6 separate regions of the Homo sapiens genome follow, and regions 2, 3, 4, 5 and 6 are each linked to region 1. The links are chromatin loops, found by intact Hi-C in ENCODE. Cell type or tissue: HCT116. All regions are shown on one strand.

The links. Peaks named below come from ENCODE experiments on the same cell type or tissue, not always from the same donor. Only the 100,000 strongest peaks of a DNase experiment are listed, where the experiment ranks them.
Region 2: it touches region 1 in a loop (6-fold over the local background); 39 of 110 quality-filtered maps call a loop at or near these places.
Region 3: it touches region 1 in a loop (5-fold over the local background); 17 of 110 quality-filtered maps call a loop at or near these places.
Region 4: a loop joins it to region 1, with 11 times the contacts of the local background. A loop is called at or near these places in 9 of 110 quality-filtered maps.
Region 5: a loop joins it to region 1, with 7 times the contacts of the local background. A loop is called at or near these places in 7 of 110 quality-filtered maps.
Region 6: a loop joins it to region 1, with 4 times the contacts of the local background. A loop is called at or near these places in 7 of 110 quality-filtered maps.

What each region holds. Positions count from the first base shown.
Region 1 is chr12:13,939,095-13,944,094 of GRCh38, forward strand. All of the region lies in intron 2 of GRIN2B (glutamate ionotropic receptor NMDA type subunit 2B), which reads right to left. Among named protein-coding and RNA genes, the nearest start is that of GRIN2B, 40 kb to the right of the region's middle. In HCT116, a CTCF peak has its summit at 2,866 (motif pointing left); DNase peaks (open chromatin) are centred at 2,357 and 2,807; H3K4me3 peaks cover 558 bases; H3K27ac peaks cover 1,526 bases.
Region 2 is chr12:13,737,215-13,742,214 of GRCh38, forward strand. The region is part of intron 4 of GRIN2B (glutamate ionotropic receptor NMDA type subunit 2B); the gene reads right to left. Among named protein-coding and RNA genes, the nearest start is that of GRIN2B, 240 kb to the right of the region's middle. In HCT116, a CTCF peak has its summit at 2,563 (motif pointing right); a DNase peak (open chromatin) is centred at 2,587.
Region 3 is chr12:13,861,331-13,866,330 of GRCh38, forward strand. GRIN2B (glutamate ionotropic receptor NMDA type subunit 2B) reads right to left here. Exons shown (of 14, transcript NM_000834.5): 3 at 4,468-4,896. The coding sequence starts at 4,878. Among named protein-coding and RNA genes, the nearest start is that of GRIN2B, 120 kb to the right of the region's middle. In HCT116, a CTCF peak has its summit at 2,938 (motif pointing right); a DNase peak (open chromatin) is centred at 2,971.
Region 4 is chr12:13,275,744-13,280,743 of GRCh38, forward strand. No RefSeq gene overlaps it. Among named protein-coding and RNA genes, the nearest start is that of EMP1, 82 kb to the left of the region's middle. In HCT116, a CTCF peak has its summit at 2,584 (motif pointing right); a DNase peak (open chromatin) is centred at 2,578; H3K27ac peaks cover 434 bases.
Region 5 is chr12:13,253,972-13,258,971 of GRCh38, forward strand. No RefSeq gene overlaps it. Among named protein-coding and RNA genes, the nearest start is that of EMP1, 60 kb to the left of the region's middle. RefSeq lists enhancers at 1,784-2,078, 2,798-3,664. In HCT116, a CTCF peak has its summit at 1,932 (motif pointing right); a DNase peak (open chromatin) is centred at 1,940.
Region 6 is chr12:13,360,240-13,365,239 of GRCh38, forward strand. No RefSeq gene overlaps it. Among named protein-coding and RNA genes, the nearest start is that of LINC01559, 14 kb to the right of the region's middle. RefSeq lists an enhancer at 2,251-2,350. In HCT116, a CTCF peak has its summit at 2,186 (motif pointing right); a DNase peak (open chromatin) is centred at 2,202.

The DNA of each region.
Region 1 (5,000 bases):
CATCCAATATCATTATTATTGTTACTAATCAACTTTGTTGATCTTCAGTAGCGTTTAGTTATCTATAAAAATCTAGTTTTTAAAATTCTGCTGTGGATCAGGGAAGTTCAAAAACACAAAATACATTCTTGATATGGTTTGGATGTTTATCCCTTCCAAATCTCATAGAAATGTGATCCCCAGTGTTGGAGGTGGGGCTTGATGTGAGGTGTTTGGGTCAGGGGGCTGAATCTTTCATGAATGGTTTGGTGCCTTTCCCCAGGTAATGAGTGAGTTCTCCCTGCTGTGGTTCACAGGAGATCTGGTTGTTTAAAAGAGCATGGCATGCCTCCCCTCCCTCTCCCTTGCTCCTTCTGTTGCCACATAACACGCCTGTTTCCCCTTCACCTTCTACTATGATTGAAGGTTTCATGAGGCTCTCACCAGAAAGACAGATGCCTGCACCGTGCTTTTTTTTTTTTTTTTTTTTTTCCTTTTTGAGACAAGGTCTTAGTCTGTCACCCAGGCTAGAGTGCAGTAGTGCAATTTTGGCTCACTGCAACCTCTTCCTCCTAGGCTCAAGTAATCCTCCCAGTTCAGCCTCCTGAGTAGCTGGGTGCACACCACCATGCCCAGTTAATTTTTGTATCATTTTTAGTAGAGGTGGGGTTTCACCATGTTGCCCAGGCTGGTTAAAATGCTTCTTGTACAGCCTGCAGAACCATGAGCCAAATTTTCTTTATAAATTACCCAGTCTCAGGTCGTTTATAACAACACAAAATGGACTGATACAGTTTTTAATCCAAGAAACATATCCAGCCCACAGAAAGTACACAGAATACAAAACTAGAAAGGGTTGAGTGTGCCTGTGCATTAGGTACGGCATCAAGGCAGGAGCTGGGAAGTAACCACAGTGACCTGTAAACCTGTAAGTGCAGGTCCATGGTCCAGTGGTATTTGTATTGCAAGCTTATGAATATGTGGAGAAAAGAGTTTGCAATCTGTAGATTCTATTGCTAATTTTTACCAGTCCACTGAGATATTTACAGTTTCACCATTATAAGTGAAACCAAGACTTAAATATTTTGCAATAGGGCCTGCCTTTTGAGTCTGTTCCATCCCATTCACCCCTCAGTGCCCTGATGCCACTTACACCCACAGCATCTGGGAAAACAATACAATTTACAGTTACTTAGATCCATTTTGATGGGCTTTACCTCAGACTGCTTTATGATTTATGGAAAAGCAGAATAAGGAAACCTTCTCACCTTTAAAGAATTCCACATAGCTCAGCCTGAAGGCATTATTCCCCAGCGGTTTTTATTTCTTACCTTGCCGTTTGTCCTCCAACTCATCTCCTTGGCGCACACACACACACACGCACACACACGTACACATGCAAACAGATAAGTCTCCAAACTACCAAAATGACGAAGTGGGAGAAAAGATTGATTTATGAGGGTAATACAAGGGGTGTAACTAGGAGATAATGGGGTGAAATTGAGCAAAGGGAAGTGTAGGCTGAATATCAAGAAACATTTCAACTCAACAGAGTGTGAAGCAAGCTCCCAGGAGAAGCCAGGGAAGCCCTATGGCTGGAAATCATTAAACACTCAACCATGGGAAATAACAGGTGGCCTGGCTGGTAGAAAAAAAGGGAGCAGGGGTGAAATTTACATTTCACTAAAATCCTAGAACCACTTTGCTAAATAAGCCATTCTGTAACGGATGAGTGTTCCATCTCTGTATTATCTCTCTCCCTCCCTGCCCCACCCTGACATATACCCCACAATCACCCATGCTCTCCACACACCTTCCAACATGATGATTGAAACTAGGGGACTCTCCACACACCTTACAGGGACTTTGGGGCTCCAATTCACATTAACCCTCTCTCCAATTTCCCTTCATTTCCCACATTTTCTTTCACTAACCATTATTATTTATGCTAGTGCCCCACTAGCTTCCCCAGGGAAAGCAGACACACATATGTTCACACACACACACACACACACAGTAGGTAGGAGGTAGATAGGAGGGTGGGTAGACAGGGGATTCACACTCTCTGTGGCCGTTGGATAGAGCTGGGCCAGTTACCAAGAATGACCAAAACAGTACTGCTAGATATTGAGAATTAGCTTATATTTCATTGCCTTCTATTTTTAGTATTTTGATACTCCTTTATGTTCCCACATTGAACCTGGTCAAAAGCTAAAAATGCCTGTAACTAGCACACAGCTCCCCACAAACCTTGCAGCCAGAAAGTTGTCCCAGAAGAAAAGCTGACAACTCCAGTCATATGCATGATAAGGCTGAGGCAGGTTGCCAAACCCTCCTGCTGTGAAGATGGACAAAGGGACAAGAAAAAAATCACAATGATGCTCTGATTTCAAAGCCAGGTGAGGAACGGGATTGGGTGTGACCTTTTGTTTCTGAGTCTGAGGTGTAAAATTCTGTGGGGTAGGATGGAGGATATAAACTGTGGGGAGCATGACTTGATAGTCTAGAGAAGTTGGGGACAGGACAGCCACCTCAGTGGCTGAGGTAGATCGGCATAAACTGCCCTTAAACTGGACCCACAGGGAAGTGGTGGCCGAGGCATGCAGCATTCACAGCATCAAACCCAGGGGACCATCACTGCAGATTTCCAGTCTGTTAGCGTCCTAAGGACAAATGAAAAGTGTCACTTCTAGATCTACGTGTGTGCAAACCATGGTAGCCGAAGGCTGAAAACAACTAAACATAAGATTGAAAGCTGATCAGGTGAGAATGAAAATGAGGCCCAACTGTGACTAATTCTATGCTGGCTCCCGCAGCGCAGTGTCTGCTAAGGACAACTGGAAAAGCTTAAATGTTAGCATGTTACTGCCCTCTCCTGGGCAAAAGGTCAAAGTCGGTACAAATGTTTGAGTCACAACTTGTTCAAGTTTGTGTGCCCCATAGCAGTTAATCTTTAATCCACTCTTTTACAAGCCTTTGAAAAAAGGTCTGCTTTTACCGTCTTCCACGTGCAAACCTCTCTCCATGACCACCACCATGTTACTTTTTCCATTGGAACCAAGGGCTTCTGAGATCACAGACTTCATCGGGGGTCATAAGTAATTGTGGGAAAGGGATTAGCATCATTTGCCAGAAGAGCTGATATGACAGGGGTGGGGAGGACAGCCCAGAACTTCAGAGCTGATCTACTCTTTAAGCAAGAACCCCCTTTTTCTGTTTATTGCCCTGCAACTGTTCTAGGCAATTCTGGGTCTGAGAAAAAACCCTCCTACAATCTTCATCCCACTACATACTATGTCTATACTTCAGCCTCAGGCACAGGCACTATTTGGGAAGCTAAGTTGTACAACTGAATAATGTAATTAAATGTAATTCATTCCAAATGTTAAGGGCTAGAATGTCTTCTCAAAATTAATGAAAACTCAATTCATTTGGAAATAATTATTTCACGACTTTTAGTTGCTGTACAAATAACATTTTAACAGAAGATACATATGAACAAGTAAAATAAAATGAGGCAAATTAATTAATGATATCCTAATAGGCCTAAGTTAGATAATCATCTATTTTCTATAAAGTTCCCAAGTAAGTTACTTATTTCCAACTCTTCATTCATACAAACTACTAATGTATATAAATTAAAATAATTCAAATTAGTGGGAGTTTAGAATACAGTATCTTTCAGTAGAGACAATAATCACTTTGAAGGATTCTCATCCTCAACAAATATTTATCCAGAGCCTGCTGGGTACACAGCACTATATGGGAGAGACACAGCACAATCTCATTATCATCTCTCCCTGTGAGGATAAATTGCAGAAAATCCTGAAAGCCACTGTCGGAGTTATCTTGCTTGGCTGGCATTTTGATCACATCCTTGACCCCTCTGGTCCCTCAGAGGCCCTCCCATCCCGGTTCATGGAGAAAAGCATCTCTTTAGCAGCAGGTGGTATGGGGTGGGGGTGGAGCAAGGGATGCCACAGGGAATTAGGGGACCTGACTTCTAGCCTTAGAGCAGCCACTGCTCCCGTCTGATAAGAGCACACCCCCAGGCACTTCTCAGTAGATGTGCCTGCCTGTGCAACAGCACTTCAGGAAAAGTTCACTTAATCCTCACAACAGCCCCATAGGTGGATCTTCTTATTACTCCACCATTTTAAGGATGAAAAAGGAGAAGTGTACAAAATTTAAGCATTTTGCCCAGTTACAAAACCTTAAGAAATAGAGTCAGGATTCAAATGCAAGGCTGTCTGAGTCATAACTTCACATCTGAAATGGAATCAACCCATCAGGCTTGCTATTTTCCTGACAATAATTTGTTTATGTAAAGGATCCTGAAGTCAGATGATGTCACACTCCTACTCAAGATTCTCCCCTGACTCCCCCATTGAATTTAGAATAAAATCCAAGCTTTTGCCATGGCCTTCAAAGCCCTACGTGAACTGGCCCTTGACTACCTCCGTGATCTCATCTCTCCCACTTCTGCTCCATTCACTAAGCCCTAAGCATGGCCTCCTTGTTTTTCTTTAACAAACATGTACATTTCTACTCCAAGGTCTTTGTATTTGTTGTTTCCTCAGCCTGGGACGCTCTCATCCCAAAGAACTACATTCCTACCTCTTCAGTTCATTTATGCCTCTCTGCTCAATGTCACCTTATCCAAAAGGCCTTTCCTGGCCCCTCTACCTAAAACAGAAATTTCCGTCACTGTCTAGCCCCTCACCTATAGTCCATTTTATTCACAGTACTCATCACTCTCGTCTATGATCATATTTGCATCTCTTCGTTTATTGTCTTTCCCATTACGATGAAAGCTTCAGGAGGCAGTGACCTGGTCTCGCCTGCTCACTGATGTATCCCAGGCACTAGAACAGTTCATGGCACATAGTAGACGCTCAATAAGTATCTACTGAATTAATGAATAAATAAATGAGCATAAATCCCTTTATCAATATATCCAGATTTGGGTACTTTAAGTTTCATTTGTAAAACAAATCTAGAAAAGACAATCTCAAATTTAT
Region 2 (5,000 bases), 200 kb before region 1:
TTTTTTCTTTTTTTTGAGATGGAGTCTCTCTCTATTGCCCAGGCTGGAGTGCAGTGGCGCTATCTCGGCTCACTGCAAGCTCCACCTCCCAGGTTCACACCATTCTCCTGCCTCAGCCTCCTGAGTAGCTGGGACTACAGGCACCTGACACCACCCCTGGCTAATTTTTTGTATTTTTAGTAGAGACAGGGTTTCACTGTGTTAGCCAGGATGGCCTCAATCTCCTGACCTTGTGATCTGCCTGCCTCAGCCTCCCAAAATGCTGGGATTACAGGCTTGAACCACTGTGTCCGGCTGAAAGTTCATATAATATCTTAAATGTGAAATCTGAAGTTTGGCGAACAGGCACTCTAGATTGATTTCTTCCTGCTCATTCCACAAAACTCAAGTCCGATGACCTTAAGGACGTGATACAAAATGGTGTCTGTTCATCCAGGCACCTTTGTGATAAATGCTAGAGAGATAGGTGGATGAGTGGAAGAAAGGGATTGAAGCCAATGATAAAAATTACCTAATAATCTCCTACTTGTTAAGTGTACCTGGAGGTTCTGCCATGGTTCTTTTCTCAGAAATCATAAAGCACTTTAACAATAGTAATAAGCATTTCTTTCTCCTCTTCTTCTTATTCCTTTAGACAAACGTAAAGTTTCCAAGTGTTTAATCAGATAGATTACATTACCCTACCCATAATTCTGAAAAATTATGTTCTTTCTTAATACAGTTTCAAAGCTATACCTTGGCCTTGCTTGTCCACAGTAGACATTGCCAAGATTGGGCTCGGTCAGAACCACAAAAATGCCACACATTACACATCCACCTACAAACCCTTTCCATCTCAACTGGTTCCCCTGAAGGAGGACTCTCCCAGCCTCCAGGAGAAACACTGTAAGATAAAGACAACCCACCATTTCTTTTCTTACCTTGGCACTTACCCTGTGTGTCTTATTCTAAACACTGCTTTTCCTTTTATCTGCAGTACTTCAGAAAGCCATTTCATTAAATATAATAACAGTGTAGTAATACAAAGAACATCACTTTCTAGTGCTAATAACTTTCATTTTTAAAACCACTTGTGTACTCCAAAATTTAGCAAAGCATCAATTTCTCATCAAGGCCAGCCGACACATCAAATTTGAAACTTCAAAGTTCTGTTTCTTTTGGGTTTATAATCTATGTACAGAGGAATTGAAATGCTGTTTAAAGTCAAATTTGTTTTGATGCTCATGTTGCCAGTTTTACTGATGAAAACTCATCCCTCTGCATAAAATAGACTCATGAAGTACCAGCAACAGGAACAGAAACCAAATTAGGAAATCATGACCACCTGCAAGAGGATCACCATGATGAAATGTTCATATCCTGTACCCTTTCCAAATTTTGAAGTTCATAGCACCAGTGGAAATCACAATTTTCAGACTAGTCAGGAAAGAATGAAAGGAAGGAATTCTTTCAAGAGCACCAAGTTCAAATGCATGTGAATGCTATCATTGCATTTTACCCTATTCTGATAACCGAGGTAAAAAAAAAATGACAGGAGACTGGAGAACAGTGATTTACAACTCCTGGCTGCCCTTAGGAATCAACCTGGATGCTTTTAATACACGTCTGTTCCCGGGCCCTTACCCTCTTCCAGTGCAGCTACATCAGAATGTGTGCTGGGTGGGGCCTTGGGGTCTGTATACAGTTTCTTAAAGCTTCTCAGGAAATTTTAACATGCAGTCATGACTGAGAAGCACTGACACAAGGAACTCAAAACACAGAAAAATGAAAACATGGTGAAGACAGCACGGGAGGAAGTCAGCACATCAATACATCCCTGAGGCTGTTGAGTCAGTATCAGTTGATACACTTTAGAAGACTCTTGTATCTGAAAAAGAAAAATGTGGCTAGGTGTGGTGGCTCACGCCTGTAATCCCAGCACTTTGGGAGGCCAAGACAGGCAGATCACCTGAGGTCAGGAGTTCGAGACCAGCCTAACCAACATGGAAAAACCCTGTCTCTACTAAAAATACAAAATTAGTCGGGCATGGTGGTGCATGCTACCCAGCTACTTGGGAGGCTGAGGCAGGAGAATCGCTGAACCTAGGAGGCGGAGGTTGTGGTGAGCTGAGATTGCACCATTGCACTCCAGCCTGGGCAACAAGAGTGAAACTCCGTCTCAAAAAAAAAAAAAAAAAAAAAAAAAAAAGAAGAAAAGGAAAAAAAAAGCTAACTTCTGATGATCCTAACCAACCTATTTTACTGGGATTACTTTATTCAACATTACTGCCTCTACCACATAGCTTCCCTGCCACTGCTCTCTACTGTTCACCAAATGTTTGGGGTAATGCTGGTCTCTCCTGGCCAGAGAGATGGTGAATACCTGGGCTGTTCCGCACACTTCTGAGCACTCAGTAGGTACTCCCCGGTGTAATACTTGTGGCTGATGAGAAAGATTCTGAAAAAAAATAGCTGATTGCATGGAGAATGGTTCTAAACACACAAGTGTCCAACTTGGCTAAGGTGGTTAATTTTGGAACTGGGCTGAATTTGGAACTGGGCTGGGGAAGGAAGCGCATCCCTAAGGATTGAGCCACTAGAGGCCGCTCTGAGCCAGATTCTCACTAAATCATGCTATGAAGAGGAATCACATCAAAGGGAAAAGGAACGCTGCTGAGTAGCACCGGGCGTCATGGCAACACCATGGTTCCTATTTTTAAACTTAGTGAGTGAGCCCACAAAGTGTGGGTGTATGCACGTGGGGGAAGGGGACTCTGGTCTATTCCTAAAGAATATTCTTTCATGAAGTTTTGAGTTTGCAGGTGGCCAATAAACTGAGACAATGAGATTAGAGAATCAAACTAGAATCAGCTATATTGGAATGGTTCCTTTCTCCTGAACTCCACTCTCTTAGTCTCTATCAGAAAGGATCCTCCATGGCCTTGGATCAGAGGTACCAGGAAATTCGTGATGGTTTTCACTAACATTCTGAAATTCTTCGTTCCTGAAGCTCATTCTGCTAGTCTTTTAGGCAATTCACTTTATATTTCAAGAAAAATAAGTCTAAACAGCAAACTAAAAGCATCTGTGGACACTCCACTCCTTGTGAAGACAATCAGATGAATGCTATGTATTGTCCGTATTCCCGGCATCCGGCACAGGGTTCAGTACATACAGAATAGGGGGTCCACATTCCTACTGGATGTGTCACTCAGTGAATTAAGAATGAATGTAATTTTGTGAAGTGCAGAAAAGTGGGCCCCACATGTCCCGTTTCTTTCATTTCTAATAGCATTTTCTTTTTTTTTTTTTTTAACTTTTCTCCAATCTCCAGCTGAATACAAGGCTTAAACAAATCCAAATTTATCTGACCTGTCAAAAATGAATAGTGGTACTGGAGGACATTTGTAAATCATGGCAGAGGCCAAGGTCTTGTTTTGTTCTATTGCATGTCCCTGACAGTATTTTCAATGCATCTGTAATCTCCCTGAACCTTGGCAGGTTGTAGACCAGAAAGTCTCCACCCGCTTCAGTTCCAAGGATTTTTCAGGTATGCAAAGACTACAAGTTGTTGTTTTTTCCTCTATGGGTTAAAGGATTTGGGAATAGGATAAGAAAAAATAATCCTCCTTCCCATTAGGAAAAGGGAGGTATCAGCAAGATCAGAGCAAGACCAGCAAGTAGAGATGGGCACACTTCAGGACAGAGAGTGAGATGAGCAGGTTCAGTGTGGGAAGTCTTTACCATGTGTGTCCTGGATGCCACTCCCAGGCTGATTCTAGATGTGTCATGGTCTAGTCTTTAGGGCAAGAAATAGCAGAGAATCCAAGAAAGTAAACTATTTATTTATTTTATTTTATTTTATTGCGATGGAGTCTCACTCTGTGAGTGCAGTGGTGTGATCTCAGCTCACTGCAACCTCCACCTCCCGGGTTCAAGCAATTCTCTGCCTCAGCCTCCCAAGTAGCTGGGATTACAGGCATCCGCCACCACGCCCGGCTAATTTTTTTGTATTTTTAGTAGAGACAGGGTTTCACTATCTTGCCCAGGCTGTTCTTGAACTCCTGACCTCATGATCCACCCACCTTGGCCTTCCAAAGTGCTGGGATTACAGGCGTGAGCCACCGCGCCCAGACAGGAAACTCTTTATTACCAAACCACCCTGTCCCACAGGTTAATGATATGTTTATATACATGTGAGTCATTCCTAATTCACTCAACCTCTTTAGCAAAGGACATAGAAAGATGGATAACCTGGGGCAAAGTACGCCTGGAATTCATAAAAATTTGAGTTTGAAACACAAAGTAAGCAAAAGTCTTAATCTTTCTGGATCTCAGGGGGTTTGGGGTTTTTTGTTGTTGCTTTCGTTTTATTTTTTTGAGACAGGGTCTTGCTCTTTCACCCAGGCTGGAGTGCAGTGGCATGATCATGGCTCACTGCAGCCTCTATCTTCCTGGGCCCAAGTGATTCTCACCTAAGCTTCCCAGGTTGCTGGGACTACAGGTGCATGCCACCATGCCTGGCTAATTTAATATTTCTGTATTTTATAAAGACGGGGTTTTTGCCATGTTGCCCAAGCTGGTCTCAAGTGATCTACCTGCCTCAGCCTCCCAAAGTGCTGAAATTACAGGTGTGAGCCACCTCACTCAGGCAATCTCAGTTTATCTAAAAATTGGAGGCAATCATATCCCTGTACAATACTTTTAAGCTTAAATTATGCTATATAAAGCCCTTGGCACATAGTATTCACTCAATAATCTTTTTTAAAAATAAATTTTCTAAATTGCTGAAGCTTAGTATTTTAAAGTACAGGCTTTTTCTTGATTATAGGAAGCATTTTAATGGAAAATTTCAGAAAGGCATTACAGAGTTCTCTGACTTTTTATACCTAAGATAATCGATATAATTTAAGCTCTTATTGATGACTTAACAATGACTATGCTTTTTTGCTATACAGGGATTTTTATGCAGGGTATATGCTTTCTGGGGCGTAGATGACATTTCTCCCCAAATGGTGTTA
Region 3 (5,000 bases), 78 kb before region 1:
AGCTAAAATCTGAAAACCCAGGGAAGATTTCAGACAATCAGTAGAAAAACCTCCTAGAAATAAATGGAAATACATCTAGCTTCAGTTCATTATTTGGATTCAGATGGGCATCTTAAATCCAGGATCTCAGGGAGAATAAAAGCAATTATAACAAGGCAAAATAAAATAGGCTCTTTATACTCAGGTGGGGAACTGCCAAAAAGCACCTCATACATTTTTAAACATTCTCCATTACTATTCGAAACAGTCTCTGTTACAAGCACCTAGCAGTTCTTTCCAGGTTAGAGATTTTCTTTAAGGGACCCCGTGTGGCTGCAGCAGGCTTCCATACTACTTGTGAGCCTCAGCTTCCCTGGTGGGGTGAGACCAAGACTCCCACCTCACACTTCAGAGCCTTCCCCCAGATTTTCACCTTTCAACCATATGCCCTTCTTGGGTGGTCTCCAATTTAGAGTTTTTTCTACAATGGTCCATGCTGCTTTTCGATTCTCATTCTTTTCCTGCATCATGATACACTCTCACTCCCTTCAAACTGCTCCACATGGCCTTCAGCTTCACCTGCTGAATGTTAGGCTGGACACTTCAGTGAAGCACTTGCCATGTATCACCTCATTTAATCCTCGACAACCCTGTAATCAACATATTAGTATCCCCATTATACAGGCAAGGAAACAAACGTTGAGAGTCAGGGATTGGTGACTTGTCCTGATTCTAACATTTAGGAAGTGATGCCCGAATCCAGCTTGGACTCTAAATTCTGATTTTTTAATAGCCCTACTCAGCTAGCCCCCGTGCTTCTTTCCACCATAATATAAAGCTCATTTCCTCTTTGGGAAAGCAGAGTGCTAATTAATGTTCTTACTGATTAATTAGCATATGCAAAAAAGTGAGCACATGCTATTTGACGAGGTGCTGAACTGCTGAACTGTGTCTGTGCTGTTGTCAAAAGTCTTCAGAAGAATGCTGTCCTTCCAGCATCAAAAACTTCTTGAATACAAACTTTATCCCTGTAATGCAATCATCCACAAGAGCACTTAATAAGTGGGTTTTATTGGAAATAAACTAACAACAAAAACTTAAGTTAAAACAGACTGACAATTACCTGTCTCCGAGAAGGGGAGAACAAAATAGAAGGCTTATTGATCATCCTTCAGACGATTACTATGAGCCTTCAGTGTGGCCAAGCTACATGTCTTAGATTTACTGCATCAGTTCCACTTTCAAATGTTTTTTGTCCTATTCCCCTGTTGTTGATTAATAGTTGTCCAACTGTGTGTCCCCATTCTATGTTTGTAAAATATGGTCATGGTACTTAAAAATAAACTTCTATTAAAAAAACAAAACAAAACAAAAAAAAAACCTGGCCTTAGTTTTGAGGTGTTTTATCTTTGAAATTTGTCCCAAAGGCTTTTTTCTCTGAGATTTGGGGACTCTTTTTATTGGCCTTTATGCAAATCTGTTAAGCCCCCAAACATTCCTCTGCATGGCTGCTGGGAAGTTTGCTGCTGGCACTCTCTCTCCAGGTAGCTCCTGCCACCACCCATTCAGCATCGAACGCCTGGGGCTGAGCCTCCAACTTTCCAGGATCTCCATTACTGGATCTTTTTCTTTCTTCTTTTCCCTCTTGCTGCTTACCTTTTAGAAACTATTCTTTCCAGGTCAAAAGTCAGATATTTACGCTATTTTAGAAAAGCATCTAAAAGTCACTGCCCACCTACCTCCTTATTTGGCGGAGAGAAAGACATGATGGAATATTTGGGTGTGGTAGCAATGAAGGAAGGAGCAAGGGGAAAGTGATGAGAGGAGGTCTCATTACAGTGACCTAGAAGAATTCACTTTACTGGTGTCAGTTCTCCTATTTACTCCTGGAAGGCAGTAGCCAGTGGGTCCTCTATGGAACTGTGCTACACTTAAGCGCTCCACCATTTCATACCCTTGTTATGTTCTCTTGTAGTTAGACTCCAGTATTGCCTGATTATAAATCATGTAATAGATCACTTTCAGTCAGATGACATCCCCCACAATGCCATCTAACAAGGGAGAAAGTGAAGGGTAGTAAGATATATGAGACCTTAACCAGTCATTTTCTTGAGAGACAAGAGAGTACACAGCCTTTGAAGCTAGCAACCAATGTTAAAATCCTGGCTTCCACTTAAGAGCTGTAGCATTTTGGATATGTTACTTAACCTCTCTGAGCCTCAGTTTCCCCATCTGTAAGATAAAGATTAAATAATATCACTTAGGTCGCTAACTGGTTAAGAGTATTAAATAAGATAGTACATACACAGCACTAAGCGCCTAGCATATGGGGAACACTCTCAAAGCCCCTAAGATACATCAGCGAAAAAAAGAGTTCAGTCTCTCTGCATGCTCTGCAAGTTACCTTATATTTGTATAATGATGTTGTGGATTTGTAAAAGGTACCAGAGAGAAGCAATCAGCTAGTTTAGGCATAACTTTTTCTACCAGGGAGAAATAATATAGGTTGCACAACAGCCCACATGAGAAAAAAATCATTTTTACCTGTTGTGCTCTCAAAGTAGATATGTACTTATTCATGGTAATTTTAAAATTCGCTCTTAACCATATCAGAATTCTTTCAAAGCAAAATTGTGCCCTCAAATTGCCACTGTTAAAATAAAATATAATTTGCTAAGGACAATCATATTTGAAAAAAAGAAAAATCTACCTGAAGCACAACTCAACGGGTTCTGCCACAGCAGTCTACATTTTCCATTTTGCTTATTTTTCCCACTTCCCTTAGCATGGGCTATTTGTGCTAGTGCCTATTTTCTAACATCTGTACCTGCACCCACGTAAATGGAAGAATATGTTTCTCATATGATACTGGAATGTCTTCACTTAACACTTTTAACTTGACCTTTCCTAGACTGAAGGGAAGCTCTGAAGCAGAAGCTAGTCATCTCTGCCTGCTGCCGACAGGTGGCGGTAACGGTCATGCAAGGTTCCTTTAGTCTCGGCTCAGCTGCTCCACTGCGGAGGTTGTCAACTAGCCAGGCAGCATGCTTGTGGTGTCTGTGCTAGGTTTTAAGGTGTTTACAAACATTATTAACCCGAAAGCATGTCTTTTAAGTACAAAACTAAAGGCAGGTTTGAATGTGGTGATAAAAAGTATGACAATGACAATAGTAGAAACCCAAAATGATGAAAAATGATAAACGTAGCACTTGTGGTGAAACTAACTATTCTAAGACGTGAATGGCTGGCTGCAAAGGACAGTGCATATGTACTAAGTGCTGTATCTAAGTAATGAACAATAATCAGTAAAGCAAGGAAAATAACTGAATAACTGATAGTATGTAAAAACAAAACAACCCAAAGCAGAATAAAACGCTTTTTTCTGCAGTTAGGGAATAAGCCCCAGTGTCAAGTGGCAATTAGTCATATGACAATTAGCCTAACATTAACGCAGGAGAGGCTAGGATTTGTTGGAGATTTAAAGCAGTGGTTGTCAATCTTAACTGCACTCTAGAATCACCTGGGGAGCTTTTAAGACTCCCGAAGCCCAGGCCAATAATCAGAATCCCGAGGGGTGGGACTCAGGCATCAGCAGTGTTGAAAGCTCTTCAGGTGATTTTAATGTGCACCCAATTGCCTTCAAATCTAAGCATGGGGAAAAATGTGTTGCTACAGGTTCCACGGATTAAAATCCATCTGGATGTGCAGATCAATATGTGTGATGAGCGTTAATACCTTGGCAAGAATTATTTCCCTATGACATTTGTATCTTCAAGTAGAGAAATCACCTGCCTTGAGGGATTTTTCTTTTTATAGTCTTGAAAACAGTATGGGGGAGAACACGTATTGCCAAAGAATAACAGAGTATGCCTTTCATATACCTATTTGAAGAAAAGGTATCCCAGAGCTACAAGCGTCAACATCCCTTAGTCATTTCAGTGAGTCCATTTACAAACAAGTGGACACAAAAACCTTTTCAAAACTATAGGAGTTTCTAGATACCAGCACCTTTCCCTCACTTTCATCTTTAACAGATTGCTAAGCATGCACGGTGGCTCACGCCTGTAATCCCAGCGCTGTGGGAGGCTGAGGCAGGTGGATCACCTGAGGTAAGGAGTTTGAGACCAACCTGGTCAACATGCTGAAGCCCTGTCTCTACTAAAAATACAAAAATTAGCTGGGTGTGGTGGCAGGCGCCTGTAATCCCAGCTACTCGGGAGGCTGAGGCAGGAGAATCACTTGAACCTGGGAAGTGGAGGTTGCAGTGAGCCGAGATGGCATCATTGCACTCCAGCCTGGCTGACAAGAGCAAAACTCTGTCTCAAAGAGAGAGAGAGAAAAAAAAAGGATTAATTGCTGGCCTATCCACGCTGTCAATGCAATCTGGTTACCTTCCATCATTAACAATCAAGTTTTACAGGAAAACAAATGCATGGTTTAGTCCTCAGCACAAACCCTCAGGCCCTTCTCCCTGCAGCCCCTTTTTACCTTATCTGCCATTATCATAGAGGAGCCCCCGTGGATGCCCAGGATGGGGGTGAGAGTCTGTGCTGAAATGAAATCGAGGATCTGGGCGATGGCTTCCTGGTCTGTGTCATCAGCAAACACCACCCCCTGGATCTTCCGGTCAGACATGAGATCACAGATGCGGGTGATGATGCTCTTTGGGTCGGTCTCATTCATGGCTACCAGTTCCACCCGGGGTACCACGGAGAGATGGTGGAAATCATCTTTCTCGTGGGCATCCTTGATGGCCACCTCGTCGGAAGTGCCCACGAGGATGACAGCAATGCCAATGCTGGGGGGGCTCTTCTGAGAACGAGCTCTGCTGCCTGACACGGCCAGGACGGCCAACACCAACCAGAACTTGGGAGAACAGCACTCCGCTCTGGGCTTCATCTTCAACTCGTCGACTCCCTGCAAACACAAAGAAAGAGCATGTTAAAATAGGATCTACATCACGTAACCTGTCTTAGAAGAGGCTAGATACTGCAATTCAAGGACCTTATCTCCTTTCATTG
Region 4 (5,000 bases), 660 kb before region 1:
TGTGGATGAGAGGGACGTCCTGAAACATGTGAGGTCGGGAAAATGCCAGACAGGTCAGCAGAGGTAGGGAAGGAAAAAAGAGCTGAAAAGACCAGCAGCCACCATATGTGTGCATGCACATGCACGCCGCACTTTCAACATACCATTAAAATAGAGAAAGAAACGTTCTGGTTTCCGTAGCAACAAGGCCTATTGGTGCCTCAGCCAGAGAAACTTATTGGAAAGAAAGGCATTTGCCTGTTAAGGAGCCTGATGAATCGGGAGATAATTATACAGCATTCCACCACCACTAAAGACACACAAATACACTCCAGAAAATATTTTAAAGAGCATAGATTGTCACAAATCCCACAAAGGCAGTGGGTGGGAGTGAGGCAGCAGGCGAGGAAAAAAGGCGACTGGAACGGTTCTAGGTGAACACCTAGGGAGGGGGCCCATGTGAGGTGGAGACTGGAACCAGCTCACAGGTCAGTTGTCAGAGGCAAACATGAGGCAGAGCTTGACATACTGGTATTTGATTCTAAGGGGCCAGCACACTGAGTCCTATCTTCTTTGTCCTTTTGGGAAGTGGGTGGGTGGATCTGTCATGTCTAAACAGTTAGATCCAGTATGAGAGGGTTCGCTGAGAGCAGTGGGATCAGCGCTGTTAGGGCACTGCTTCTGCGGCGGAATGAACTGTGTGAATGTCATAGGACATCTGCTCCCCCAGATGGGGTGGGACAGAAGAGGAGAATCTTCAACACTGAGTAGAGGATTGTAGAATCTTCCTTAGGGTAGAAGGAAAGGAGATACACAATTGTACTTCTCATAACGCAGGACACTGGGCTGGGCACATAACAATTGCTATATAAAATACATAGTGAGTGAATGAAAGATGGAATGGATACATGGATGGATAGATGATTATGTGAGTGACTTGATGAATAAATGGACAAAAAAATTGTGAATAACCAGGTCCCTGACTTCTCTCCTCTTGCTCATCCCTAGGAACTTAATTGCAAATCAGTTTTGTCCTCCAGAAGAAGGTCACTGAGTAGTCAGAGGTTCCGTGGTGAAGCCTTTAGATAAGAGTCATGCCCTGCAATAAGCCCCAAGATCTGGGGCTAAAGACAGCCCGGCATCTTCAAGAGCCTATTACCTTTGAAGATTCAGATGTGTTGCATATGTTCTCCTTCCTCCTTATGGATGATACACCTTGTGATATGCCCTTCCAGTGTTCCACCCTGAATTAGAGGGAAGAGCTTGCCCACTTCATCACAGCACCAGGACCACTTTCTGTAGCTCTTGGGGCTCAGGTGAGCCCTCAACTTCTGTCTGAGGGAGTTTTCCTATCCTCTGATCGCTGATAGTGCTCCGTGAGCCCCTCAGCTGGCCCTTTCTTTACACATTGGTGTCTAGAATCATGACTTCTTATTCAGTTTTTCCTGTGTGTATGTTGCTCCTCTCCCACTACACTAGTGGGAGAAGCCACTTGGAGAACCTCTTCATAGCCGGAGCCACTAGCAGGCCGCATATCAAAGAATTGCATATTTGCAATGTTGACACCAAGGAGAAGGACACTGATCTCTAGCCTTTAAGAATTGGCTGAAGCCATCAGACTCCACCCTCAGCTAAGATCAGCTCTGTGCCAAGAAACCCCTTGTACACTAAACACACATACACCATACGCAACATTTTGTGGGTGATGCCTGGTTGTCTTGCATGGCAGACACGGGCTAGAGGGCTGTGTGAACTGATGAGAAAGAAAGGGAAGGAGTCAGGGAAAGTCCCAGAGGACTCATCCCCTTGCTACTCATAGGCACTTGACTATTAATGAACTGAGTCTGTCACAGTCACAACACAAAGGGGTCCTGCCAGGGAAGGGAACGCAGAACCACAATAGACGGCTTCTTTGTCCTGGAAGTAGAGATGAGGCAGGATTCTCCTTATCACCACAATCTTAGCAGTGCGTTTTGCTTATATTTTGTTTTTTGAATAAGGAAAAGAAGGTTCAGCGAGGTTGAGCAAATTGCTCAAGGTCACATAGTTAGCGTATAGATACGTATTGAATTTACACTGTCCCTCTCCAATGTCCAGGCTGTCAACTCTGGTATTATATTGACTGTTTGGACTTAGGCTCACTGAAGGCACTGGAGGAAGCCAAAGTATGTTTTATTTCTTTGAATGAATGCCTCTTTGAAAACACAGCCTGCTTTGGGAATATGAAAGAGAAAAAACAGGTCAGAGTTCTTTTGCTACTTAAAATGAAGATGAGGGAAACGGTTCAGAACAGAGAAAAACTTATAAGTCTTATTTTGTGTAAGCATCATATTAAACATATTCCATTCCAACTATAAACAGATTTTCACATTTCCACCTTCCCCCTCCCATTACCCTGCATCAGCCCCCACCATCCCCAACAGATTGTTCCCTTCCTTCCTGTTTATATTATAAGAAAGCAAAATTGGCTTCCCCTTCATTCTCCACCTCCCACCCTGCACCATCTGGGGGTGCATAGCTCTTACCCCGTTTTTTGTTGTTTTTTTTTAATACTCCCTCGACTTCGTGTCCAGCGGCCCATTCGATTTTGAAGCTCCGCAGAGAGTGCCTCCAGCGGCCGCCAGGGGTCGCAGTCGAGCAGCTGGCGCCGCCTCTGTGCAGGGGAGCAGGGGCCGCTGGCCGGGAATCGCAAGCCGGTCTCCTGTACATATTAGCGCGCAGCATTAATCAGGCCGCAGCCTCTGCAGTGCTTTCCGAGGGGAGTCAGAGACTAGGGCTGGGAATGAGACCGGGCCTTTTCGGGCCACTAGAGCCGGGCCACCTCAACTCTCCCGCCCTAGGCTCAGAGCACACAGTGCTCAACGAAGTGCAGCGAGGCCAGCTGCTCGCCTGGCCCAGGGTCGAGCCTTGCCTCCCAGGATTCCTAAACATACGGGACCTGTGAGTCTGTGGACAGCAGTGCCTGCCAGGCCTGAATTCATCAGGAGTGGCGGGAGGTGGCGTAGAGGGGCAGCTCTTGATGTAGATCGGGAGGACACCTCCTCTCCCTCCCCTGCCCTCTTACTGACCCCAGCCCCTCGACAACACAGGCCCCTAGAAGCCAAGTGGCAGCTCTGTCCCTGCACACGCGTGGGCACTCCCCAGACCCCTGCCAGTTCTCAGGTCACCCTCAGACAGATTTGGCCAAACCTCCCATGGTCTTCTCATGTGCCTGGAAAGCCAGGCCTCTGCCAGAAGCTTATCAGATGGGAGGCAGAGCAGGGGAGGGCCAGCACGTGCTTCCTCTAGCATGAATTTTTCAACATTACATTTTCATCTCTCTGCCCTATTTCTCTCAATTCTCATCTCTGAAAAGAGCAGCGCAATTCCCTCCCACTGCCCTTTTTAGAGACGGATCTGCTTCTTCAGATTTGATGCAATTACTGGGCAACTAAGATGGAGGCACTAGGGGAAGAAAGGGGGAGCGGGAACAGAGGGGAGGGGAAAGGGCTTGTCAGCCCTGAGACCCGCAGGTGCGCCCGGGAGAAGCTGTGGCTCCGAGACGCTTGCCACTCCTGGGCAACACTGTTGAGCCCTTTTACTCAAACCATTGAGGTGAAACACCAGGGGCCCACGATGCGCCTCCACTTTTCCTTCCTCTTTCTCCATCTGCCTCTCCCTTTCATCCCTTCTTCCCTTCCTTCCTTTCTTCTTTCCTTAGAGACAGACACAAGCACACATATAGACATTCCTATGCATGTGCTTATAATACAAGTCATGCTTGGATCTTTTATAATAAGTTCTAAAGGGATAAGATACTATGGGGGGGGGAGAGAGATCTGATCAGTTTGGTGAAATAAGTGGGATTTGAGTTGGATCTTGAAGAATGGGTAGGACTTCTGCAAGAAGGAGGAAGGCAGGCCAGTGACAGAGAAAAGCTTGAACAAAGACATAAAAGTGACAGATGCCACAGCAGTTGGAGAGAGCCATGAGTAGGCTGCAGTGGCTCCATAGAAGGTAGAGGAGAAGAGGATGTTTTGGGCACAAGCCTGCAAAAGTTAGACCAGAAAATGGAGAACCCTAGAGCCCAAATGAGGAGTTAGTGCATTGGTCTTTGGACTGCAAAGCCCATCAAAGGTTTTCATGGCACAACAAATCTGTGGTTGTATTAGTTCATTCTCACACTGCTGTAAAGACATATCTGGGACTGGATAATTTATAATGAAAAGAAGTTTAATTGGCTCACTGTTCTGCAGGTTGTACAGGCTTCTGCTTCTGGGGAGACCTCAGGAAGCTTACGATCATGGCAGAAGGCAAAGGGAAAGCAGGCACATCTTCATATGGCTGGCAGGAAATAGAGAGTGGGGTGGGGAGCTGGGGGAGAGGTGCTATACACCATTAAACAAGCAGAACTTGGGAGAAGTCTATCACAAGAACAACAAGAGAGAAGTCCTCCTCCATGATCCAACCACCTCCCACAAGCCCTTTCCTCCAACACTGAGGATTAATTACAAGATTTGGGTGGGGACACAGATGCAAATCATATCAGTGGTTTAGGGATATTTCTTCAAAGGATGGGTAGATAAGGGATTGAGGTGCTGGGGGTTGGCAGCTGGGCATGGAAGGTTTGGGGGGCTGTTGTGGTAGTACAGATGGAGACAGTCAGGGCCTGACTTTGGGCTGCCACACTGGAGCAGAGAGTGTGAGACACCATGAGGAGAGGCTTTACACTTGCTCCTCAACACCCTCTTCCCACCTCTGCCCCTCCATCACTCCCCATCACAGCTGATGATCTCCTATCACACTTCACTGAGAAATGGGAATGATTGGAGGAGAACTCCCTTTTCTCCCAACCACCTGGTCTACACATGAACCTGTGTGTACCCAGTGTACCCATTTTCTCTTTTCCTCCTCTTAGTATGGAAAAAAATTCCCTTCCTTCCTGTTTATATTATAAGAAAGCAAAACTGGCTTTCCTCCACTCTGCCTTTCTCAAGGACTTTTCTTCCTCATTACTCCCTTTTTCTCCTGCATCGTCAGTC
Region 5 (5,000 bases), 690 kb before region 1:
ATAGCTAAGGACTCTTTCCCCAGAAAAATGCATATAAATGTGACACTTTGCATATAATCCTAAGATGTTCATGGACCCCACACACTCAAGGTTAAGAATCCTGAATCAAAATCTCCTCATTTGCTGCCTGTCCCTTGCTTCACATGTTCTGTCTCTCTCTATATATAGATACACACACATGCTCTCTGTTTCTCTCTCTGTATGCGCACAATGTTTCTCTATCTCTCTCTATTTCTGTTTCTCTTCCACATCTATATATTCATTCATCTGCTTAACTCACATGTTTAGGATTAGGATAAAGCTTATGGATGGCTAGGTGGATGGATAGAAAAGTCGAGGACCAGAAGGAGCTGTGGAAAGAAACACTTTAGACAAATTTAACAGAGTTTAATTGGGCAAAGAAAGATTCGTGAATTGGGCAGCTCTCAGAACCAGAATAGGTTCAGAGCGACTCCCGGTATTCACAGAAAAAGGAAAGTGCCATACAACGGAAGTGAGGACAGAAACAGCTGGATTGGCTACAGCTGGGCATTTGCCTTATTTGAACCTGCTTTGAACAGTTGGCTGCCTGTGGTTGGCTGAGACTTAGTTACCTCTTACAAGAGTAGGTTACAGTGTGTTTACGTATGCACATCAAGTTAGGTTACAGTTCATTATGTACAAAGAATGGCTCCTTTTGTAATTATTATTGTTGCTTTCACATGATTGATTTTAAAAGAAAACAAGCTTTCAGAATGTAAGAATCATGCCCAAGTTCAGGCAATTAGCAAGGGGCTGCCACACAAGTCAAAGGCAAATTTAGGCCAAACTTAAAATATGTACAGAGACAGCTTTAGGCCAAACTTAATTTAACAGAGCTGTGGAGTTAGAATGGTTCGTTTATTTTCACAGATATGTCACCTTGGAGATGTTAATCTATTATAAGTCAGAGTATAGTAATGGGTAAACTCACCTCCTGGGGCCATTTAGACAGCTTCACATATTCTGTGCAAGCTTGGACCGGACTATTAATTCTGTCTGTATCTCAGTTTCCCTAACTTTAAAATGGGGATAACAGTAGTTCCACCATCTTGAGCTGTAAGGATTAAATAAACTAAGACATATACAGATTTTAAAATCATGTATTTTAGTAAGCGTTCAGTAACTGTTAGCTTGCATTTTATTTTGATGACTTAAAATCACTTGTACTATAATTAGTTAGATACAAAGGACAGCATTCTACAAATAATAAATTCAACACCACTAAGAGAAAAATTTCACTAGAAATGTCTTTTCAGAAAAAAAGCACTTCCCTTAGGTGATTTACTCTTCAGTAGGGATTTTAAGTTAACAGGGTAGCTGGGATACCAGTCTTGATTTTTTTTTTTTTTCCTGGGAGCCAGTGAAAAAGGAATCCATTGTCTATAACATGTCTTTTCTATAATAACAAGACCTTCTCACTGGGAGAGGAACCCAAGTCTACTTCTAGACATCACTAGCAGGGTTTTTGTCTTTTTGTGTCTTTTACTTAGGAAGGGCCTCTAATTATTTTTATACCAAGGCAAAAGGTTTACTATTATATAAAATTATAAAGCTGACACTTTCTCACGAAAGGTTACTTAAAAGAAAAAAAAGATGAAAAAAGAAGTGTAAACGTGCAGTCATCACTGCTAACACTTCACATTTCTAAGGCAAAAAACTGTCTAAGATTGAATTTATTTTCCCTAATTTATAGGTCTTGTTTATCTTCGGCCCTTCACTCTTCTCTTACAATGTTCGCCTTGTTGTTTTTTTTTTTTTTGAATATAAAATATAAACCACTGCAGAACTGCGGCAGAATTACCCAGCAAGTGCAGTGTTACCAGTGGGGGAGGAGCCATCTATCCTAGGCCAGCTCCTGGCACCCCCTTGCCTCGCCGGGAGGAGGAAGGTGCAGCTGAGCCTGCGTCCAGCAGATGGCGCTGCCTGCAAAACCTGGAAGGGTAGGGGAAGTCAGGGCAGGGAAGCAGGGAGCTGAGTCACGGGACAAAGGGAGAGGAGGCGGCAGGGAGGAGAAGGGGAGGGAGGACCCGAACGGTGGCAGTGGTCGGAGTTCTGATGGTTGCAAAAGTGTGAAATGTTAATTTTGAAGTGAACATAATTTCATTCTAATTGTAATTAAGGTGGGAGGAGACACCCGCTTTCTGTCTTAAGTGCATTCAGACTTGTTTGGGAACGTCAAAAAACTCGAGGAGCCAGAGCTCCCAGTAGCTATTTGCATAAGAATGGAGGATCCTCCAGGGAGGAATTCATCCCATGGGAAGATGGAGCTGCTACCGAGCTAGACCAGGAGCAGCTGGGGCCTGGATCACTGAGTGCTCATTGTGCGAATAGCCAGGAAGTGGCTCATGACCCCCTGGAACACAGCTCTGCATCTTGCAGGGGAGAGAGGGGAATCTGTATAAAAACTGTAAGCGATGTTTTACTAAAAATCCCAAAAAAGCACCTAGGTAGAAGCCTCTCAGCCTTGGGGCTCTTCCAGCGGAGTGTAGCACCAGAGGCCCTCCTAGAGCTGGCCCAGGCTGCCTGGGACTGTGGGGACGTTGCTAACGGTGGTGGTCATCATTGCACACCCAGAACTGATTTCCTGCCTGGCCCTGTGCCAAGTACTTTACCTTCATCAACTCATTTAGGTTTCAAAATAAATCTAGGAAGTAGATTCTATTTTCAGTCTCAAAATTTTACTGAAGAGGAAACTGAGGCTGACTTAACTTGTGGACAGAGCTAAGCAGTTGTTGGAAGCCAAGTGGGCCTGGTCCCAGGACACATGGCTGCCGCCCTCCTTGCCTTCCGTGCCTATTTAGGCTCTGGGAGCAACCAGGCGTGCCCATATTATTCACCCAGAGGACTGGGTGAGGTTGTGGTGGAGGGTGCTGAGCAATTCTACCTGGCTTTGCCATGAGGTCTTTGAGGTGCTCCTGGACTTGAGATAAACCTTGGGGATCTGGGTTTTGGAAACGCATCAGGTATCAGGCAGGGACCCAGAAGGAAGAAAGCAGTTAAGAGCTGTGGAGGGTAAGGTGTGCTCAGAGGCAAGAGAGGCCAGTCTGAGCTGGTGGAGGGGGCGCAGCATGAACCTGGGCAGGAGGAGTGGGAACTGGCAGGCTGGAATAACCTGGCACCCATGTTGGCACACTTGGGCACAAAGAGAACACAGTGGAGGGAGGAGAAGGTGACCTTCACTGCCCCGGGGCCCCTGAGGCCTTTGAGTTCTTCCGTCGTGGGCTCACTTGCCAAGCTTTGAGCTCTTGGTGCTGACCAAGAAGGCACAAATTGTTTATGGGCCTTGGTCAACGCCACGTGAAGATGGTATCAGAAATGAAAAAAAAATTTTTTAAAGAAGGTTGCAAAGAAACTAACATTATTGTCAATTCTCAATTATCTGTGAGGGATAAGGTTAATTGAAACACACAGATTTCAATAGCTAATAGCTTTTCTTTCTTTTGCAACCCATCTTTTACTACAGCTTCCAGAAAAAATAGCCAAAATGACTAATCAGATTTTCACACTGACTCCTTCATATCCCCCATCTGAAGTGCTGATAAGCAGTGAAATAGCCTCAGTGTGGACGCAGGAGGGAGAGGAAGGAAAAGCAGAGGTCTGGGGAACTCCCTGCCTGGAAGTGAATTTCCTAAGAAACCCAGAGCTGAGGACCAGGATATGAGGGGGAGATCTGGGCACAACAGTTGCAGCTGTCACTGAACCTCAAAGCCTCAAGGGCACCCCATAAAGCCGAATATCTTCGGAGGTGTGAAAAACAGCCTATTGAGGGGGCTTAAGGGGGAACATAGGTATACAACTGGGGTGGGCTGAACTGAGCACCAGTGAAAGAGGGAAATAAATTCAGTGACAAACTCCATGCCTCATATCATTCCTCTTCCCCTTTGTTCCTCAGGACAGTGGCTCTTGTCTGGCAAATATTTATCTAATATCTGAATTATTGGTGATGTCATGCATGCCCTTGTGTCTTAGAACATACTGTGATTTAGAACTGAAATCCTTTATCGTCCCCATTTCTGCTAAGCTGGATCTATTCTTGATGTAAAGATTTGGGATCTTGGGAAGAACATTTATATCTGAGAGGAAGGGCCTGGTGTGTAATCTCAGAAACACCCCTCCCTTTTCTTATAAGCAGGGGAAATGGGTTTTGGCTAAATAAAGGGGTTGTAAGTGAGGGTGACTGGGCAAGGGGCTGGGGACAGGGAGGGCAAGTGTTTCCCACCTTTCTTGATGGTAGGGGCTTGCCAGAGATGGAGGCAGTTGCTCCAGGGCAGGAAGAGGCAGTCTGCAGCTGGGGGAGATTAAGAAAGAGAGTGAAGCCAAGACTGCCTGGCCAGGAGAATGAGAGGCAGGGGGAGGGATGGGCTCTGTGTGGCTATAGCCTATGTTTAAACCCCTGTCTGCTGTTCAGACAGCAGCTGCCCAGAGAGAAGGCGCCACAGCCTCCCTCCTTCCTCTTGTAGCACATCGCCTGTTCTTCCTTGGCCTATGACTTTCTCACCTCTGAAAGCTGTTGCTCTGGCCTTACAGCCCAAGAGCCCAGGAGCAGTGCCCTGACCACTGCTGCGTGGTACCTCACCAGACATGCCCTTGGAGCCAAACCAAATGGGGAGTCCCAGAGCCTGCTGGGGCCGGTTGCCTGGGGCTGCATATCACCGTATATCAAAGCCGAGGAAAGAGGGTGACACCCTCAGGGGAGAGAATTCTTGAGGGCAAGCACCCACAAATGCTATTTCCATACTCTTGGTAAAACCCCCTCTTACTATTATGGGATGTGGGCAACTATGATGAAGATGAGGAGGGGGAGTTGGGCAGGAAATTTGAGCACTGTTATAATATAGAGAGGGGATTTCTATGAATTGTGAGAAAGTTTACTCTCCTGTGAGTGTGTGAGCCATTGTGCTGCTTATCTTTCTTGTGAAGTCAATAAAACTCCCTGGGATTCTATAAGCAGATGTTATCTCTGGCCATGACTTTGCTGG
Region 6 (5,000 bases), 580 kb before region 1:
CTTTTTCTCATACTCTTATTTATATAAAATTCATTTCCCAGAAATTTTAGAAAAAGCTGTGCTCGAGTCAAGATAGGTTTTCTAAATTCACAAAGCTCCCTCTTCTGTGCTTTTGTATAGTGTTAAAAAAAACAGCAGTTTGCTTTCTGAGGTCTCCTGGCTGTTAATGTTTTCTAATTTCATCTAGATATTTTTTTCCCTATTTGCTTCCATTCTGCTCAATTTTACTTCCATTCCAGGAGTTTATCTTTAGTTTGAGGTCCTCTCCTGGAAGGGATTCCTACCTAGCCAGTTTTGAGAATTTATAAAAGGTAGCCTTTTCAGTTCTCTTGGGATCTTACTGTAGTTCACTTGTACTCATCCATGATTAGGGAGGGGAAAATCACTCCTAGTTTTAGCTGTTGTTCTCAAATTGGTCTGCCAAGCTTTCTGATTAATGCTTGTGGTTATTTGGGGTTCTCCTCATGTTCTCCATTAATGTTTGGCTTTACTATCTATTTGTTTTCTTTTAGTGTGAAGATTCAGGAAGATTGAAACAACATGCTGTTGTCTTCTGATCCTCCCAGAATCTTTTACTAACCTTTCCTTTTAATTATATTTTTTTGGGGGTGGGGGAGAAAATTTGGTGTCTTGAGATAAAGTTTACTTGTAATAGAATTCACCAATGTTATGTTTCTTGAGTAATCTGAAATGCTGTTTCGCTGTTGAGTTAGTTTGTATATTGCTTTTGAGAAGTTGGAAGCTAATCTGGTATCTATTAATTTTAAATGACCACATCTTTTTGTCTGGAGTTCCAGATGTTTTAAAAAATTAAATTCAGTGTTTTAATAATTCTACTAGGTTTGTCCTAGTGCTAGCCATTTGGGGTCAAAATTTTCAAGGTACACCGTAGGTTTCTTCAATATATAAATTTAATTCTTTCCTATTTCTAGAAAGTTTTCTTGCATTATAGTTTTAAAATTTTATTCTGGTTTACTGTCTTGTTTTTCTTCTTTGAAGCCTCCATTACACACACATTGGGTCTTCCTTTATTATCTTCTACGTATCACTTTCTCTCTAATATCTTTTACCTAATTCTTTATTTTATTTTCATTTTCTTGGTTGTTTTCCCATCTCAATTTTATGTGATATATTAAAAAAATCTATTTTCACTTGAGTGCTTTCTAATCTAGTCTTCATTTCTGAGAAGACTGTCCTTTTTTTCGCTTTTCTTTCCCCAAGTTCAGCCGATTCTCATCTTATGTCATTTTCAGTTTTGCCAATTTCTATTACAAGTTTTAAATTTCTGGCTGAAGGGTACCTTTCTCCTACAAATGCTACTTTAATGATATTTAATTCATGTTGGAGCATTGTGTTACATACAGTTTTCCTCTGCTTCCTGGTTGATATTTCGGAAGGGTTTTTTTTTTTTTTAATGAGATGTTTTTATGTTCACTTTCCATTTTCTTCTTATATTAGCTTTGCTTGGATGTCTCCTGATATTTTCCATTTACATTAAAATGCCTTGGAATTTTTCCAGAGAAGCAACCACAGACGTTTATATAAAGGTGTGAGAGGAGATAAGTCTCTTTTCTTTTCTACAGTGCAGTATACTTTCTTGAATAAATGATCTCTCTTTGGGGAGAGGAAGGGTCCTGGTTTTCTGATTGTGTCTTCTATTACTTCAGTAGAAATTTTATTTTAAACTACTTCCTTCCTGCTTTCCCTTTACTCCCAAGCCACTCTAAAGGACACTACATCGGTCAGGGTCCAGTCAGAAAACTAAAGAATGCAACAGTGATTAGAAATGGAAAGCCTAATATAAAGAATTCTTAACTAGTAATAGTTGAAGATTTAAAAAGATTAAACAGGACTCTCAGAGATCGAAAAGTAGTATGTTCAAAAAAAAACCCAGCTACTACTTCTGGGCTGAGGGAAAGTGGCAGCAAAGAAACAAAGAACTTGGAAAAGCACCTTTATCCTCACAAGCCTGAGATTTAGACTTTTGTAAAGAGGAACATACAGCCTACCTATAATGACAAAGCTTGCTGGAAGGCCTGGGTCAAGTGGCGATCTAGTTGCCTGCTATAGCTGGAGCTGCTGTGGCTCATGGAAGCCACCAACAATCAGCTGCCAGGCAGGTAGAACGTTGAAGGCGCAGCTGGAGTTTCCAAGGAAGGAGCCCATTGCCTGTGTCACAAGTGGTCACTAGGTGGGGACAGAGTAGCCTGAGGGCACAGCCAGAGCTGGTTCATGAGGGCCACTAGGCTGCAATGATGAATAAAAAATGGCAGGCTAGAACCTGGAAGAGAAGTGTGTTCATGTGGTGATCACCTTGAAGTGTAATGTCAGCACCCTCTGTTGATAAAGCCTTGTGTGCCAGCTGGCAAAGGAGAAACGTCTATAGGGTCTGGCTTCAGTATTACAAAGCTGCATAGGAAAGGGTGGATTCAGAGCTGGGAGACAATAAGCTGATAAGTGGTACAGAGTCCTTCCTTTCCAGGTTGTCTTCTTCTCACCCAGAAACAGTGCCTTCCCAATGCTGCCACATTTGAAGCTATATCCTCTCAAGCACCCTTTTTTTCAATTCCCAGTTGTCGGTAGTCTTATTTACTGTCTCAGATATTTTCTCAGTATTTCTCAACTCAGGATGGGATCCTCTCTGGAGGTAAATTTGTATGTATGATGCCATCTCAAAAACATTGTACTCTCCCTTTCTTATTGTAACCCCTGACTCTGCTCTGGCATGAACTACAGTTGTGGCTCTGCTGGTTTCAGATGTGTATTTTCCCACTTATCTGAAAAATAAAGTTTGTACCTTTCTTTGTCTATTACTGTGCAAAAACACCACTTAAGTGGCATGTAGAAATAAGCATTCATTTCTTGGTTATCCATCTTCGGGTCTGCTGAGATTTGGCTGATCTAGGCTGGGCTTGGTTACAAACTGTGGGTTGGGTCCAAGTCTACAAGCCTCTCATCTTGCCCTTTTAGTGCCTACTCCATGCATGCTATATTCATAGCAAAAGACAAGAGTGTAAGAAAATAAGCCCCTCTATAGGAATACATTTCAAATATCTGTTTACAAAACATTCCATAGACCAAAGGCATATGACCAAGTTCAACAACGAGACAGAAAAGTGTTTTCCCCATAGAAGTTGGAAGAGACAGAAAGTGAATATTGGCTGAACAATAATTTGCCATAGATTTCCTTTCTATCTATAAATATCTACATACCTCCCATACTCAAAATATTCTCACTTCCATCCCAAGAGTTCTCAAAGTCTTATCAAATCATGGCATAACACTTGAAATCTAGGATCTTAGGATCTACATCAAATATGCGACTCCTCTTGATACATAGACTTTTGAACCGAGAAGGCAAGTTGTTATCTACCGCCACTCTGCACATATCCAAATATATAATGGTGGAAGAGAAACAGGTTAACTTCAGTAAAAATTCTTTGTTTTGTTTTTTTTTGTTTGTTTGTTTTTGAGACGGAGTTTCACTCTTGTTGCCCAGGCTGGAGTGCAATGGCGCGATCTCGGCTCACTGCAACCTCTGCCTCCCGGGTTCAAGCAATTCTCTTGCCTCAGCCTCCTGAGTAGCTGGGATTATAGGCATGCGCCACCATGCCCGGCTAATTTTGTATTTTTAGTAGAGACAGAGTTTCTCCATGTTGGTCAGGCTGGTCTGGAACTCCTGACGTCAGGTGATACACCCGCCTTAGCCTCCCCAAATTCTGGGATTACAGGCGTGAGCCATGGCTCTCGGCCTCAATAAACATTCTAATTTAAAAAGGGCAAGAACTGCCATCACATAGCACATAGATACTGGTTCTTAGAAATTATGAAATCCTGGTGGGCAAATACCAGATTCCACTACACTGGTGGTAAAAATGTTTCTTCATTAGGCTCTGGTGATGTCTGTGGAAGTAATCCTAAATCCATCATTCCTCACTGTTTTTGGCTCTACCCTTTGAAAGTTCCTTCTTGGTTTTTTATTTGATTTCTATCAACACCAGTGCCAAAAGTCACATACACATACTTTTTGATACATGTCTGTGTCTTTCTAGACTTAAATTGCAGCAAATTTGAACAAAATATGCTTTTATGGAATCATGTTCAAGCTTTCTAGTTGTCCCTTTATTTAGTTAAAAAGGTCTGCAGATGTTACCTTCATCTCTTTAGAGGTATAAGCAAGTATTATAGCCATACCTTTTATTTGATCTTTATCCTGAGTCATGTTTTATTGGAAGCACCCTGGGTTTGGCCTTTTCTCTGACTGAGGTTGTGGTCATAATGGCAACACCTTTGATTTATTAATTAGCACTTTTATTTTCCAAGCCTATAATATTCCTTTAAATATTGCTTGCAAACCAGTTAGTATTTTTCTGATTGAATCTCTTTCATGTAGTACCTTATCAAATGCAGCTACTAGCGATCAGCTCACACTTTCAATGATTTGCCTCAAAACTTCCTCAATCAACACTAATGTTTATTAGGTAAATATTCTGACTTGTAAGATATTGCAGGCCATATTTTCCCAAATCATTTGGCACTGCATAAGACAGATCGCTATTTTTCATTCTTATATGACAATCTCCTTATTGCAAACTTCTCAGCCCCCAAATTAATACCAAATAGTTTAAGTTTTATGGCAGCATCTCACTTCTGGTACTAATTTCTGTATCTGTCAGCCGTTGCTGCAAAACAAATAACCCTAAAACTCAGGTGCATAAAACAATAAACCTTCATCTTTCACTTACGTTTTTGCACGTTGACTGGGATTTAGCTCATCTAGCTCGTAAGGTTTGCTTACAAGCTCAGGTTGTACTTGGGTCCTCTTCAAATGTCTCTTATCCTTTATGAACCAGGTGCTAAATGAGGCATACCATACTCTTCTCATGGCAAAAGACAGGAGCACAAAAGAACTTGCTCAGCTATGCAGGCACATTTCAAGTTTTTGCCTGCATGAGTTCTCAATATGCCACTGGCCAAAGCAATTCACATCCCCACTCTTA